2 separate regions of the Homo sapiens genome follow, and region 2 is linked to region 1. A link is a loop called in an ENCODE intact Hi-C map of the cell type or tissue named here. Cell type or tissue: adrenal gland. All regions are shown on one strand. Links, peaks and the distances in the headings refer to the core of each region. The heading gives the core; the rest is flanking DNA. Region 1 overlaps SMIM14 (small integral membrane protein 14). Region 2 overlaps PDS5A (PDS5 cohesin associated factor A).

Region 1 (2,916 bases), core at 106-2,605:
AGGCAGTGGGATAGTGAGAAGTGGTAGAATTTTGGATGTATCTTCAAGATAGTGCTTGCTGATAGATGACTGGACAGTGTGAGAAAAAGGGAAGCCAAGGATGAGTCTCAGAAGGATAGAACTGCCATTAACTGTTATAGGAAGGATCTCAAGAGAAGCAGAAATTCTGAAGATGTTGAATTTGAGGTGCCTTGTTAGACATCCCAGTGGAAATGCCCAAAAGACAGTCATCAGCATACAAGTAATGAGTCATGAGACCAGATGAGATCACCAAGTGAGTGAATGTCTAGAAAAGGAAATAATCCAGGGGCTAAGTCCTGGAGCATTCCAAGGATAAAAGTTAAGAGGTCTGGAGGACAGACAGACGCACCGAGAAAGAAGACAGCAGATAGCCGCAATGCAGCCAGGCACAATGGCTCATGCCTGTAATCCCAGCACTTTGGGAGGCTGAGGTGGGTGGATCACCTGAGGTCAGGAGTTCAAGACCAGCCTCGGCAACATACAGAAACCCTGTCTCTACTAAAAATACAAAAATTAGGCCAGGCGTGGTGGCTCACGCCTATAATCCCAGCACTTTGGGAGGCCATGGCAGGCGGATCATGAGGTCAAGAGATCGAGACCATTTTGGCCAACATGGTGAAACCCTGTCTCTACTAAAAGTACAAAAATTAGCCAGGCGTGGTGGCGTGCACCTGTAGTCCCAGCTACTCGGGAGGCTGAGGCAGGAGAATCGCTTGAACCTGCGAGGTGGAGGTTGCAGTGAGCTGAGATTGTACCACTACACTCCAGCCTGGTGACAGTGTGAGACTCCATCTCAAAAAAAACAAAAAACAAAAATTAGCTGGGGATGCTGGTACACGCTTGTAATCCCAGCTACTTGGGAGGCTGAGGCAGGAGAACTGCTTGAGTCCAGGAGGTGGAGGTTGTAGTAAGCCGAGATTGCGCCATTGCACTCCAGCCTGGGCGACAGAGCAAAACTCCATCTCAAAAAAAGAAAAAAAAAAAAAAAAAAAAAAAAAAGGAAGCCGCAATGTGACAATAGGAAAAAAATGTGACATGGGAAATATGGAGAAGATTTAGTTATTAAAGGCTGAAACTAGATAATTTCTCAGATTACAACTTTATCAGGAAGAAGCAGAAGGCTAAGAATTGTATGCTAAGTACTCAAAATGGGCCAGGTGTGGCAGCTCATGCCTGTAATCCCTGCACTTTGGGAGGCCAAGGCAGGTGGACTGCTTGAGCTCAGGAGTTCGAGACCAGCCTGGGCAACATGCAAAACCCTGTCTCTACAAAAAATACAAAAATTAGGCCGGGCATGGTGGCTCACACCTGTAATCCCAGCACTTTGGGAGGTTGAGGTGGGCGGATCACGAGGTCAGGAGTTCGAGACCAGCCTGGCCAACATGGCGAAACCCCATCTCTACTAAAAATACAAAAATTAGCCGGGTGTGGTGGCAGGCGCCTATAATCCCAGCTACTCAGGAGGCTGAGGCAGGAGAATCGCTTGAACCTGGGAGGTGGAGGTTGCAGTGAGCTGAGATCATGCCATTGCACTCCAGCTTGGGCAACAAGAGCAAGACTCCGTCTCAAAAGAAAGGAAAAAAAAAATTAGCTGGGCATGGTTGTATGCTCCTGTAGTCCCAGCTACTCAGGAGGCTGAAGTGGGAGGATTACTGAGCCTGGAAGGTCAAGATTCAGTGAGCCCTGTTTGCTCCACTGCACTCAAGCCTGGGTGACAAAGTGAGACCCTGTCTCAAAACAAAACAAAAAACAAACAAAAACACCCCAAACCATATTCAGTGCCAAATGTTAAAGCCCAAATAGATTGTATAAATAAGAACATACAGGCCGGGCGCGGTAGCTCACGCCTGTAATCCCAGCACTTTGGGAGGCGGAGGTGGGTGGATCACTTGAGGTCAGGAGTTTGAGATCAGCCTGGCCAACATGGCGAAACCCTATCTCTACTAAAAATACAAAAAATTAGCCAGGTGTGGTAGTGCATTCCTGTAATCCTGGCTACTTGGGAGGCTGAGGCAGGAGAATAGCTTGAGCCTGGGAGGCGGAAGTTGCAGTGAGCCAAGATTGTGCCACTACACTCCAGCCTGGGCAACAGAGCAAGACTCCTTCTCAAAAAAAAAAAAAAGAACATATACATGTATATATTTCTCCACCATTTACTCTTTGGTCTGTGTTTTAACAACATTGACTCTACCTAGCAGCTGCTTCTATGACTAAATGAATAAATGATATTTCTGATATCACAATGATTAAACACTGTTCTAAAACAATGGAATAACACCTATGAAAAGGGGAAGAGTAAAAAAATAAGACAATGGAATATATACAAAATACAACTACAGAAATAAAAGGCAGAAATGAACGAAAGCAACCAATTTAAAAAAGTCAGAAGAGAATAAAACGTATTTCTTCAAGGCTTATTTCAATTCTTAAGAAGCCTCAAATTCCCACGATCCTAAAACATATATTTAATTTTAAAAAATAACTTTTTCCAATTGAATAGTAGCACAATACTATCCAATTGAATAGTAGTATCTAAATATAAAGATAGCTACAAAATATGTTTTATTATTTTAAGAAAAAAGTATAAGCTCACTGGAGAAAATTTAGAATATAAGAAAAATAATTCTATCCCTCACAGTAAACTACTGTTTAACCATTTAAAAGCCTAGCTCTCAGAAAGGATTTTTACCAACTGCTAAAAGAACTGGGGGGAAAGAAAAACTTGCCAATATGCCTAAATGAATGTTCAAAGTTTCACCTTTCTTTTTAGAGTTAGGAAGTGACATTTTACCCACAGGAATGACTATATTTGGTTATAGGCGGGGCTGGTTAAAGAGTCACAAAAGCCGCACATGTAATAAACACGTGTTTTCCCATGGGGAGGTTCAATAAAAT
Region 2 (2,916 bases), core at 216-2,715, 300 kb after region 1:
CCACTGCACTCAGCCTCATAAAGAATGATTAAACCTCTGTCCTCTAAAACAAATTTTTAAAAAGGAATGCATCATATGTAGAATACTTTAGTTATCTATGTTGGTAATCTTGGCCCCTACTAAATCAAGAATTTGACAGAAACCAGGATCATGAAAAACTGAGCTTCTATTTTCATCTTAAAATGAGATGGCAATTTTAGAGATTAAAAGTGAAAATGTGTAACAATGTAAACAATCTCTGTGTGCACATACAAGTGTACACACCCAAATCTGTAGAACAACAAGAAGGCTTCAACTCTCCCTTGAGTTGCCATTGCAATTTTTATTTTTATTTATTTATTTATTTTGAGACAGGCTCTCGCTCTGTTGCCCAGGCTGGAGTGCGGTGGCACGATCTCAGCTCACTGCAACCTCTGCCTTCTGGTTTCAAGCGATTCTCCTGCCTCAGCCTCCTGAGTAGCTGGGATTACAGGCATGTGCCACCATGCCTGGCTAATTTTTGTTTTTTGTTTTAGTAGAGACGGGGTTTCACCATATTGGCCAGGCTGGTCTTGAACTCCTGACCTCGTGATCTGCCCGTCTCGGCCTCCCAAAATGCTGGGATTACAGGCATAGGCCACCGCGCCTGGCTGCCACTTAAATTTTTATTACTTTCATGGGACTCAAGTCACTCCACTTATTTAATCGCTTTAATACAGGGATGCTCTTTGAAGGCAGGGACTTTTCCTACTTATTTTTGCTGCAATGCTTTTCACAGTGTTTTATGAAGTAGAAGTTTAACAAATACTTGTTTAATTGAACCAAATGTTGATGCTAACTGTAATAGTACAATATAGTGATTATGATTATGTATTTACTGGAAAAAGTTCCTCTTCTTTAGGAATGAAGAAAAATATATTGGCACTATTAAAATAACAATACTGACAGACAGACAAACCCTAAATGAGTACATAAGATCTGACCCTGAAGATCATGGTGTAATTACACCATTCAGTATTCATTAGGTAAATAATTCCTATGTAAATTCCACCAAAATTTCAGCACTAAGAAAACTGGAAAGAAAGAAAAATCTCACCTGATCCTCTTTTGCTCTGTCAGGTCACCCTCACTAACCAACATCGCTGATAATAACCGAAGGGTTGAATTGGCAGATTTAGACTGGTTGTTTTTCATACCCAACAGCCACCTTACCAGAAGTTTAATTGCCTGTACCTATAAAATATTAACATGCTAAAAAAAGAAAGCAACTTAAAATTCCAATTAAAGGGAAAATTAATTTAATTAGATTAATGAGATTACTCATCTCCATCAGCAGACATTTTATTAAATAAGTCTATGGGATAATAACAGCAACAATACGAACTAATATTTACTCTGTGCTTAACCAGTGCCAGGCACTTTTCTTAGATCTGTAAATGTATTAACTTATTTAATCTCCCAAAAAATTCTTATGAGGAAGATTTTTTTTTTTCCAACAGATAAGGCAATTGAGACACATTATTATCATAGATAACTTGCTTAAAAGTCTGGTTCCAGAATTTAGGCTTCTCATACTTAGATGTTTGTGCAAGATTTTGAAACTATTTGAAAACATATACTTTAAAAACAACAATTTAAACTATACAGGCCGGGGGTGGTGACTCACGCCTGTAATCCCAGCACTTTGGGAGGCCAAGGCAGGTGGATCACTTGAGGTCAGGCGTTTGAGACCAGCCTAGCCAACATGGTGAAACCGTGTCTATACTAAAAAACCCCGTCTCTACTAAAAAAAAAAAAAAAAAAAAATTAGTCAGGCATGGTGGCACACGCCTGTAGTCCCAGCTACTCAGGAGGCTGAGGCATGAGAATTGCTTGAACCCGGGAGGCAGAGGTTGCAGTGAGCTGAGATTGTGCCACTGCACTCCAGCCTGGGTGACAGAGCAAAACTCTGTTTCATAAAAAAACCAAAACACACACACACACACACACACACACACACACACACACACACCCCACAACTGTACTGATTGTGGTGACTGAAAATAACTTGAGAGTTTCAGTTTTGTGGTATTGAAAAACTACTTTGAAGAAACCATCAAGTCTGATTCAGTCTCATTTAACATTGTGACCAAAAAAATGGGATTTTGTGTAATTATTGGTAGTCATAATTACTTAGAAATGTCTAGTCAAAAGATTGTTACCAATATATGTGAAAAAGCTAGCCAAAAAATCAAAGTATTATTTATTATATTTATTGACAACCTGGAAAAATGAACTGATAGAATATATGATGACTACAAAGCAACACAAAGTGAAAGATTATCAAAGAAGATGATACAATCTTATTTTAAATCCCAAATCTGCCACTTTTCAACTGAGCTTTACATCTATTAAATGTCACAAATTTAGTAACAATCATCTCTATCTGCTCTGTCACCCAGGCTGGAGTGTACTGGCATGATCACAACTCACTGTAGCCTTGACCTCCTGGGCTCAAGCGATCCTCCTGCCTCAGCTTTCTGAGTAGGTGGAACTATAGGTATGCACCACCACACCCGGCCAAATTATCATTATTATTATTTGAGACCGAGTTTCACTCTGTTGCCCAAGCTGGAGGGCGGTGGCGGGACCTTGGCTCACTGCAACCTCTACCTCCCAGGTTCAAGTGACTGTCCTGCCTCAGCCTCCGAAGTAGCTGGGATTACAGATGTGCAACACCATGCCTAGCTAGTTTTTGTATTTTTAGTAGACAAGGGGTTTCACCATGTTGTCCAGACTGGTCTTGAACTCCTGACCCCAAGTGATCTGCCTGCCTCAGCCTCCCAAAGTGCTGGGATTATAGGCGTGAGCCACCATGCCTAGCCCAACTAAATTATTTTTAATATTTTGTAGAGACATGGCTCACTATGCTGCCCAGGTTGGTCTTGAACTCTTGGG

The links. Peaks named below come from ENCODE experiments on the same cell type or tissue, not always from the same donor. Only the 100,000 strongest peaks of a DNase experiment are listed, where the experiment ranks them.
Region 2: it touches region 1 in a loop (7-fold over the local background); 1 of 110 quality-filtered maps calls a loop at or near these places.

The regions. Positions count from the first base shown.
Region 1 is chr4:39,566,150-39,569,065 of GRCh38, forward strand. All of the region lies in intron 3 of SMIM14 (small integral membrane protein 14), which reads right to left. All of the region lies in intron 2 of UGDH-AS1 (UGDH antisense RNA 1), which reads left to right. Among named protein-coding and RNA genes, the nearest start is that of UGDH-AS1, 40 kb to the left of the region's middle. In adrenal gland, for the core only: no CTCF peak of the experiment used is centred there; no DNase peak of the experiment used is centred there; H3K27ac peaks cover 484 bases.
Region 2 is chr4:39,865,786-39,868,701 of GRCh38, forward strand. It overlaps PDS5A (PDS5 cohesin associated factor A), which reads right to left. Exons shown (of 33, transcript NM_001100399.2): 23 at 1,076-1,212. Among named protein-coding and RNA genes, the nearest start is that of PDS5A, 110 kb to the right of the region's middle. In adrenal gland, for the core only: no CTCF peak of the experiment used is centred there; no DNase peak of the experiment used is centred there.